2 separate regions of the Homo sapiens genome follow, and region 2 is linked to region 1. A link is an interaction called in ENCODE POLR2A ChIA-PET data of the cell type or tissue named here. Cell type or tissue: Caco-2. All regions are shown on one strand.

Region 1 (5,000 bases):
TCCTCCTTCGCACGGCGCAGCAGAGTCCGACGCCATGTTGGGTAGTTATTCATGGTGCCTGAGGTCTTGGCAAAGGTCTGCAGGGCCTATAGGAGGGTCAGGCCAGTCAGGGATAGGGCCTGGGCCCCCTGGTGGATAGGAGTGTTGTTTGGAAAGGCAGAAAATAACCCGTGCTGAAGTGGGGTAAGCTCTGGTAGAAAAGGTAGAGGCCAGAGATATGACAGGCCAAGTGAGAAGACATTCCAAGAGAAGGGTGCAGTGGACCAGTGCAGGTTTCTCCTGTAGTGGGCTGGAGAGCGTTTTGTGGCTGCACGCTGGCCCACTCACCTGTTCCACATCTGAGTCCAAAGGCACATCTTCTTCTTCCTCTTCACTGGAGAAGGGACTCTCTTTTTCCTCCTTCTCCATGGCCACAAGAGCTGAGAAGAAGAACTGAGACGTTCTACTGCCTCCAGCGCCTGCCCCAGTCAGGCAACAAAGAGCATGGTGGTGACGGAGGCCCTGCAAGTCTGGTAAAGACTGAATGTATGTGTTGGGGCATGGGAGGAACTGAGAAGAATGGAGCAGAGGAGAGGCTGCCACGGCCTGGGATCCCCACAACTTCCCTCTGTATTCCCCAGAATTCCTCTGCAGGAAGCCAGTGCTCCCACCCTGTCCCACCCTGGGTCAGCACATCTGTGAGGATGGGTTACCTTGAGGGCTCTGGACTGGCAGGCCCCAGCCCACAAAGCTGCTCTCCAGGGCGTGGCGGGCCAAGGCGGAGCAGCTGCGGGGAGGCTTGGGTGGAGGCTCCATTTCCGGGTCAGGGGTAAGGTTAAGGGAGGACAACCGCTGGCGCTCCGGGCTGGAGAGGCGGATCTGCCGACGGGTGGGCTGGCTGGGATCTGGAACAGGACCGGCCCCCTCCTGCGAGGCTGTGGGAGTTGAGAGGCCTGGTGGCATGCTATTCTCACTTGGTGTGGGGAGCTCCTGGAAAAGCCACCATGTGGAGTGAGGTCGGGGGGTGAGGCCACCCCTTCGGAGCAAAGGTGAGCCTTGGCATTCATTCACTTAAAACCATTTACAAACAGTGTCTGGCTGTGTTTTAGATACTTGAGAGAACAAGAAGTGTAAGCAGACAGGCATCCCTGCCTTCACAGAGCTTACATGCTAGTAGAAGACGACATTCAGTTACCCCCAGCAAAGCGCTGGTTTGACGAGACCCTCTTCCTCTTCCCATGCCCCAATATACATACACGCCTTCAGTCTTTACCGGACTCTCAGGGCCTCTATCGCTGCCTTCCGCTTTGTGGTCTGTCTGGGGCAGGTGCTGGAGGCAGTAGAAATGTCCTGGAAAGGGTAGAGAGGGGAGGAGGCATTTGGTGTGGGCAGCCCAGTGCCCAGACACGCAACAGTTTATGAAGGAAGGTGGGGAAAACAAGACAGATTTGCAGGTGAATTTCTGCCAGCCTCCTGTTCCTCAGAACCACACATCTGGAGCTTTGCAGGGGACAGAGAAGACCCTGAGCTCAGGAGAACGAAGTGCCATCTTGAGCCTGTTTCCATCCTGTGCCTCTCTACCTCAAGCTCTGTGTCCCCCAAGCAGGGCCAGGCCCAGAGTCTCTCTGGAGGTCTCCCAGGCCCACTCACCATCTCCTGGGTGCTGCTCGTAGCCACCTGGCCACAGTGTGGCCTCACAGGTATGGCAGCGGAAGCAGCTCCGGTGGAAGAAATGGCCGTTGACACAGAGGCGTTCCAGGACATAGAGGTGTTCCCCACAAAGTGCACACAGGTCCCCAGCACCGGCCTGCGTGGACCCCCAGGACACAGGGTCAGGTGGAGCCAAGGCCAGCTCCAAAGTTCTTTCCCTCCCATGAAACGCCCCTGCCCTGCCCTCCCCGGGCCTCTGCCTGCACACAAAGCCTGGCTCTCACCTCCTGGTGTTGGGATGGGGGTGTCAGGGGTACACCAGGCTCTGGGTCAGGTGGCACCTCAGTACTTGGGGTCTCGGCCTCCATCTAAGGAGGTAAGTGCTCAGGCAGGGAGGGTAGAGGGGCAGGGCCAGCTGGGAGGGGATGCGTACAGATGAACACAAGGGGCTGAAGGGAAGGGGAGTGAGACTAGGCAGGGAGGCTGGATGGGGGGGTTACAGGACCTGGGGTGGGGAACAAGACATGGGATGAGAAATAGGGAAGACAGTACCAGGAAAGGGGATAAAATGTGGGGTAGGAGACCGACCCGCCCCTGCCTGCATTCACCTCCAAGCGCAGCTTCTTGCCACCAGCATCCTCTGCATTTTCCTGCAATAAGTCCTAACAGCTCTAAGTGTGATGTTTTGAGGTCCCAGTCCTCCCCACTTTCTGAATGTCCTCACCATCACCCCAGGATCTCCACTGGGTACCCCCCTGCCCACTCCTCCCTGCTCAGCTCCAGCCCTGCCTAAACTCTCCACCTTGGCCCGGGATCGCTGCAGGGTCCTCTGAAGTTTACTAAGGAATAATACAGCACTGGAGGTCCCTGGGGAGGCCTGGCTGACAGGGCCTGCGGGGAGAGCCAGGGCATCAGTGTGGATGGGGGGTGCCAATACTGTACTCTCAGAACAGACAGTCACTCTCCAACCCAGAAGGACACCTCTCCCAGGCTGGCCCTCAGAGGGCGCCTTCTTCCTCTTTCTGACACACACACACACACACACCGCCTTCTCCCTCTGTCACACACACACACACACACACACACACCTCCCCATCCCAGTTATCCTGCCCGCCTTTCCTTCAGGTCACCTGGGCTGTGGGCCATGCTCTTGAAGGCACTGTGGAAGTGGCTGAGGTAGGCAATGAGGCCCAGTGGGTCACTCCCTGCTACCACGGCCTGTGCAGACACCACCGGTGTGATGCCCAGCTCATTCTCTGCCACCTTTAGTGCCCAAGCAGTTGCTTCCAGAGCTCCCAGCCCCTGCAGCTCTGAGGGTTCCCTGTGGGATGTCAGGGAGAAAAGCCAACTAGAGACAAGAACCTAGCCCCACTGAGGGGAGGAAGGGCAGCAGGAGGGGAGGGACAGCAAGCAGCAGCTGGGGTACAAGAAGGCTTGAAGGTAGGTGTGTAGTCTCTGCTACCCAGTGCCCAACCCAGTGACACTACTCCTGGCTTTGGGGGCCTGTGCCATTCACAAAGCTCTCCACTATCTGAATGCATTAGAGTCTCACAAGACTGTCGGCAGATGCAGGGAAGCACACTGTCTCTAGGATTCAACTGGATATGCTAACTCCTACACTGAGATCATGAGAGAGAGGTGGGTCTGCCAGGGACTCACAGCAGGCCAGGCTGCAGCCGGTACACCAGGGCACACAGAGCTAGCCCATCAGCCCAGGAGGAAGACAAATCGGAGACGTGGACTCCCGGGTACCCAGCTGTCTGCTCCTGGCACCAGCGTAGCAGCTCCTCCTGGGTGCCTGCCGACCCTGGGAAAGAAGGCTGTGCTGTGCCCAAGGCCCCCTCTGCCCATCCCAGGCATATAGGGAGCCCAGCTGCTGCATGTGGGGGTTCTGTAGGGGAGGAGGAGTCAGGGACCCACCTCTACTAGGGCACCAGCCTAAAGCTGACTATCAGCAGCTCTCCATCCCAATTCTCTTTTAAAAAAAATCTCTTTGGAATAAAGTAGAGGAGTGAATAAAGTGAAATCGCAACTGGCCACATAGAGGGCAGCAGACTAAACTGGGGGCAGGGGAGGTTGCCAGCACCACTATGGCTGTAACGGTGGTTCAAACACTAACGCGCTTACATTCAGACTGGCAGCCAACTGCTGCCTGTGCGGTGCTGCCCCTCCGTTCCTCCAGCAGGCCCCCAACCAACCCACCAGCCAACAATGAGTGCTCCGGCACGCTGCTCCTGTCCTGAGGCTGCAGCTGCTTTGCAGGGACCACCTGGGCCTCGCTGGGTAGTACATATTTTGGTCACCCCTTGGGAGGAAGGCCTGCTCACCGGTGGCTGGCATCCCTGTATCTGTCTTGTCGTTGTTCCTCTGCACAGGCTCCTTGGCTAGCACATCATACAGGTCTCGTACCTAAGGCAGCCCCGCTCAGGTCTCAAGGCAGGCTGGCCACACAGCCCCTGAGTCCAGGGGTAAGGGCCTGCCGGGGGTAGGATTGACCCCAAAGGGCAGCGACTGGGCAGGGAGGGCCTGACCTGGGGGAAGGGGGTTGGCTTGGGAAGGCTGGTGGGTGTGTCGGGGGTCTGACCTGATTGGGGGTCACTGCCCGGAGGTTCAGGTTGGGGTAGCGGGTGGCTGGGTCCAGCCCATACTGGGCCACATTGCGATGCATGTTTTCTGGGGATGTCTGTGACAGAAGCTGGTACAGGCTCTCACTGAGGGGGTGAGGGTAAGGGGCAGGGGCATGAATGGGAGGGCACCTGTCAGCACCCACCTCTCAGGAACTGCCAGGCCTTTTCTTCTGCCTATTCCTCCGTCTATTCACTCAGCACCCCTGCCCCTCTTCCTGAACCTTGTCACATGTCCTGCCCTGCCCACATCCTCCTCAACTCAGGTCTTACCGCTCAGCCAACACCTCTAGGGACTCAGCGCCCTCTGCCCACCGCTTCACCATCCAGGCTGCATCAAAGGCTGCCAGGAAGCCCCGTGCCACTCCAGTGCCCAGGGGCCAGAAGGGCTGCAGTGTCAGAGGAATAGGAAGCAGCTCAGGGAGAATCCAACAGGTGCATCCCAAGCCCAGATATCCACCCAGGTCACAGCAGAAGGGGCCATCCCCACACCAGGCAGCCCTTAGCTCCTCCCCTCTGCAGGCAGACCTTTTTATCCCCTCCTCCATACTAGGCAGCTCCCTCCCCTAACCATGAAACCCCTGTGCCTCCTGAACCCCTCACCTCCACCAGGCAGTCCCCCACCAGTCCCAGCAGCAGGCGGGCGCCATGCTTCTCTTGCACACGAGCAGAACTCTCTGCCCGCATCATGCTCGTGAAGTCAAAGGCAGAGACATCAGGCTGCCCATGGGCATCCTGGGCAAACTC
Region 2 (5,000 bases), 53 kb before region 1:
TGAAGGGGAAGGGGCAGGACCACTGGCGTTCTATTCCTGTCCCACTGGCCAGAACCATCTCTCATGGCCACCCGTGGCTGCAAAGGAGTCTAGGAAATTGAGTACCACCCTTTCACAGTCTCTATGACAGAGACAGGAAAGGAAGATGGGGAGGGATTGGGTGTAGATGAGGCAACCTACAGTGTCTGCCACGGCTTTCAAATTACAATTTATCAAGTACTTTTTAATTAAATCCACAAACAGCTGATCAGATACAAAGTAATAAATTATCACAGAAAATATTGATATGAAAATCAAGCATAAGGATCTCCACTGTCAGTAATTCTACACATATGTATTGGTCTTTCATTCTGTGTTGGAACTAATTCTAGTTGTTTAAGCACTTCTGTTCCTTCAATCAGTTGCCTACATAGGAGAAAAAAATGGAAAATTTAGTCAGTCATAAGTTTTCATATTTAGCTTAACATTCCGAAATGGGGTCCTACCCAGCTATAGCTAAGACTATTTCCTACAAATTGAATGAACATCAGCTCTAAGTATCCTAAACCTCTCTGGATGTGTGCACTTTACCACACCTGCAGTATCCAGGGCCATCATCCAGGCAGCTGGCCTCCTGCCGCAGCTCTAAGCTGGCTTCCTCCATCTGCTTGGCACCCTCCCCTCTGTTTTTCTCCCTGCAGTCAGGGTGATTTTTTTTTTTTTTGAGACAGGGTCTCACTCTGTTGCCCAGGCTGGAGTGCTGTGGCATGATCTTAGCTCACTACAGCCTTGACCTCCTGGCTTAAGTGATCCTCCTGCCTCAGCCTCCTGAGTAGCCAGTGCTTACCAGGTGTGTGCCACTAGGCCTGGCCAATATTTTTGTTTATTTATTTTTGTACAGATAGGATCTTGCTATGTTGCCCAGGCTGGTCTTGAACTCCTGGCCTCAAGCAGTCCTCCCATTTTGGCCTCCCAAAGTGCTGGGATTATAAGTGTGCGCCACCACACCTGGCCAGCATGGTCTTTTAGAAATAGCAATCTGCTTTCATTTCCTTGCTCAAAACACGACAGTAATTTCCCATTATCCTTAGGATGAAGACTATAAGTCCCTGCCATTGCCTACCAGGGCCTGCACAGTCTATCTCCCACGGCCTCTCGGGGAGGTCGGGCCACATGCTTCCTGTTGCTCTCTGCTACAGCCAGACTGGCTTTCAGTACCTCAAGAGCTCCACACTCCCTTCTTCCACAGCTCCTGCATTACTCCCCCACCCCTACCCTTTGGCATGGTCACCTCCTGGTCTTCCTTCAGACCTCAGCCCAGTCATCACCTCCTTGGGGGAAGTTTCCCAGGCCACCTTGCTTATATTAAGTTCTCTGTCGCTCCTTTAGAGAAGTTCCCAGGGTTGAAACCTTACATTTATTTGTATGCTTCTTTGATTGATTTCTAATTCTCCCATGATGGTAGGGATCATGCTTGTGCTCAGGCTCAGTGCCTAGCATAATGCCTGGCACTACCAGGCACCTGACAACATCCACTGAGTGATGAATAAAAGACAGCTCAAAGCCATGCTAGTTTCGACTGGATGTGGTGACTCATGCCTGTAATCCCAGCACTTTGGGAGGCCAAGGCAGCTGGATTGCCTGAGCACAGCAGTTTGAGACTAGCCTGGGGACAACCTGGTGAAACCCTGTCTCTAATAAAATACCAAAAATTAACTGGGCTTGGTGGTGCACACCTGTAATCCCAGCTGCTCAGGAGGCTGAGGCAGGAGAATTGCTTCAACCCAGGAGGTGGAGGTTGCAGTGAGCTGAGTTTGCACCACTGCACTCAGCCTGGGCCATAGAGCGAGACTTATCTCAAAAAAAAAAAAAAAAAAAAAAGCCATGCTAGTTTACATCTCTGTAGACAATTGCTGGCCATGAGCTAGAACTTCCTGGGGAGTGGAGCTAGACTTCTGATGGTTCTTTCAATTAAAAAAGGGCAGAGAGACAGGCCAAGACATAGGACTGGTGCCCTCTGTCAGTGCTTGGGCTTGGACAGTGGCTGAGGGGAAGGGTGCAACTTCCATCTCATGAGCCTTTATAGGAGCATGGTCAGTGCCGACACCAAGTGTACTCTAGCCCTCTCTTTGCCTTTGGGCTCTATTTTTGCCATCCCAATAAAAAACCATGACACAGGACAACATTCTGAGGATGAAGGGCAGAGGATAAATAGATTCATTTCTGTCCAAAGAGAGTATGAAGCCTGTTCTCCAACAAGACAAGATAAGCAAAGGCACAGGGACTGTTCTTGGAGTGATGGTACTATGGTTTGGTTGCAGCTTGGCTGCCAGTCTACAAATTGTTTCCAAATTACATTTCCAGCTCTGACTCAGCTTGAATATCCACCTCCTGGGATGCCACCAACTGGCTATCCTATAGGTATCCTAATATGAAACTTGTCCAACTTGAACTCATGATTTTCTCTCCCAAATCCTCCTCCTTATATTCTCTATCTTGGTGAATGGTACCACCCCTCCAACCAGTTCCCAAATCCTAGGAGTTACTCTAGACCTGCACTGCCCAATATGGATGCCACTAGCTACATATCGCTATTTAAACTTAATTATAGGCTGGGAGTTGCAGTGGCTCACACCTGTAATCCCAGCACTTTAGGAGGCTGAGGCGGGTGGATCACTTGAGGTCAGGAGTTCAAGACTAGCTTGGCCAACATGGGGAAAACCCATCTCTACTAAAAATACAAAAATTAGCTGGGCATGGTGGTGCATGCCTATAATCCCAGCTACTTGGGTGGCGGAGGCATGAGAATTGCTTAAACCCGGGAGGCAGAGGTTGCAGTGAGCTGAGATCGCACCACTGCACTCCAGCCTGGGTGACAGAGTGAGACCCTGTCTCAAAAAAAAAAAACCCTTAATTAGAATTAAATATAGTTCCTTAGTCACACTAGCCACATTTCAAGTGCCCAGTGGCCACATGTGGCCAGTGGCTGTCATACTGGGCCGTGCAGAATACAGGACATTTCCATCGTCACAGAGAGTTCTACTGGACAGTGCTGGCCTGGACTCCTCTCAGGCCCTCACCCCCGACTCTAACTTCTTTTTTTTTTTTTTTTTTGAGACAGTCTTACTCTGTCGCCAGGCTGGAGTACAGTGGCGCAATCTCGGCTCACTGCAACCTCTGCCTCCCAGGTTCAAGCGATTCTCCTGCCTCAGCCTCCCGAGCAGCCGGGATTACAGGCATCTGCCACCATGCGTGGCTAACTTTTTGTATTTTTAGTAGAGACGGGGTTTTACCATGTTGGCCAGGATGGTCTCGATCTCTTTTTTTTTTTTTTTTTTTCCTGAGACGGAGTCTCACCCTGTCACCAAGTCTGTAGTGCAGTGGTGCGATCTCCGCTCACTGCAAGCTCCGCCTCCCGGGTTGACACCATTCTGCCTCAGTCTCCCAAGTAGCTGGGACTACAGGCGCCTGCCACCACGCCCGGCTAATTTTTTGTATTTTTTTTAGTAGAGATGAGGTTTCACCGTGTTAGCCAGGATGGTCTCGATCGCTTGACCTCGTGATCGGCCCACCTCGGACTCCCAAAGTGCTTCTCTACTCTAACTTCTCAATGTCTTGAGTTTGTCCACTTATCACCTGCTCATCTGTACTGCTGATGCTTTAGAGCAGGACTTCATTTATGGCCTGTTATAACCATAGCTTCTTAAGTGGTCTTGCTACTTCCTTTTCATTCTTTGCCAATTCATTCCTCACTTCTGCTAAAGAGATTTTTTCTTCAAAATGAGAAGCTGGTTATGTCGCTCACAATGTAAAATTCTCCCATGGCCCCCATCACCTTTGCGTGAGGTTCCTGCTCAGCAGCATGGCACCCGCAGTCCATTGGGAGTTGGACCCTTGCTGACCCTCTTATCCGGCCTCCACCCTTTCCATTCTCCCCTAAGTACCAAGCTCTGCCCAGAACAGATGACTTGTAGATAAGATGCTCTCTTACTCCTCAGGGCCTCTCTGCGAAACCTCTTCACTCTTCCTAAAACTGATTTGACTCATTGTGATTTCTAGCTTCTCTATCTGGCTAACTTCTACGTGACATTTCACTCCTCAGCTCACCTTCTCATGAAACTTTCCATGACCCCCTCCCACCTTACAAGTCTCTTAAAATGAAATAATTCCCCCTCCCCCAAACCCCTTCTACAATGGGTGCACGTGAATGGAGAGCTTACAGGCTTGTTTTGTGATATTCTTTCCCTATGAGCCCACTGGGCCAGCCATGCTCTGTGGATTGCTACAGTCTTTCCTGAAGGACATTCCCAGTGTCATCCATCTGAGAGAGCGGCAGGTTCATGTACCTGGAAACTGGGCTTGGAAGGAGTGCCTGTCTTGGATCAGAGAGGAATATTCTTTATCTCTCTGGACCTTGCTAACCATGTCTGGGCTTCCAAAAGCTCAGACACACCTGGGGATACTGAGAGATGATAGGGAAGAGGCAGCCCTACAACTGGGAAGGAAGGTATCCCTGAAGGAGTTCTATTTCATTAGTTTAACTAGATTATCTAGTTGCCTATTATGTTTTACATTTCTGCTTCTCCCTTAGCACTCTGTAAGGTCTTATTTAAATATTCCAGCCCAGCCCCAACTGTGATTTGGAGACTTTGTTTTTAATTTGGAGATTTAAGGAATACACTGAGATCATACTTGAGGCAGAATAGCAGAATAGAAGGAGGGCAGTGCCTCCCTGAGGACAGAGTGGTGATAACAAAAATTAGAGATTTCTCCAAGAGGAAGGTGGATCATAGAGAACAGGAACCATCAAAAGGAGACCGAGTGCTCTCCACTCCATTGCCGCCCTGTAACGCTCTGTGTTCGCTTTGGTGAAGGGAGTTGGAGGGTGTTTTCTTACCCATCTCCCAATGCACCCTGTACACAGTTTGCATGGCCCATGTCTCACTGTCACATAGCTATTGGCTATTTGACCTTGTTTTCATAACATACTCTAAGCTCGCTGAAGAGCAGGGATTGTACCT

What was found. Peaks named below come from ENCODE experiments on the same cell type or tissue, not always from the same donor. Only the 100,000 strongest peaks of a DNase experiment are listed, where the experiment ranks them.
Region 2: POLR2A ChIA-PET joins it to region 1 with 5 read pairs; 29 of 35 experiments call an interaction of 5 or more read pairs at or near these places.

What each region holds. Positions count from the first base shown.
Region 1 is chr6:109,445,444-109,450,443 of GRCh38, forward strand. MICAL1 (microtubule associated monooxygenase, calponin and LIM domain containing 1) reads right to left here. Exons shown (of 25, transcript NM_022765.4): 8 at 4,857-5,000; 9 at 4,527-4,642; 10 at 4,214-4,340; 11 at 3,957-4,038; 12 at 3,289-3,436; 13 at 2,760-2,950; 14 at 2,432-2,520; 15 at 2,238-2,279; 16 at 1,914-1,997; 17 at 1,630-1,786; 18 at 1,253-1,329; 19 at 693-969; 20 at 328-419; 21 at 1-86. Among named protein-coding and RNA genes, the nearest start is that of SMPD2, 7.2 kb to the left of the region's middle. RefSeq lists a silencer at 2,563-2,612. In Caco-2, no CTCF peak of the experiment used is centred here; a DNase peak (open chromatin) is centred at 2,631.
Region 2 is chr6:109,392,533-109,397,532 of GRCh38, forward strand. PPIL6 (peptidylprolyl isomerase like 6) reads right to left here. Exons shown (of 8, transcript NM_173672.5): 8 at 1-405. The coding sequence ends at 294. Among named protein-coding and RNA genes, the nearest start is that of CD164, 13 kb to the left of the region's middle. RefSeq lists a silencer at 4,614-4,908. In Caco-2, a CTCF peak has its summit at 4,731; no DNase peak of the experiment used is centred here.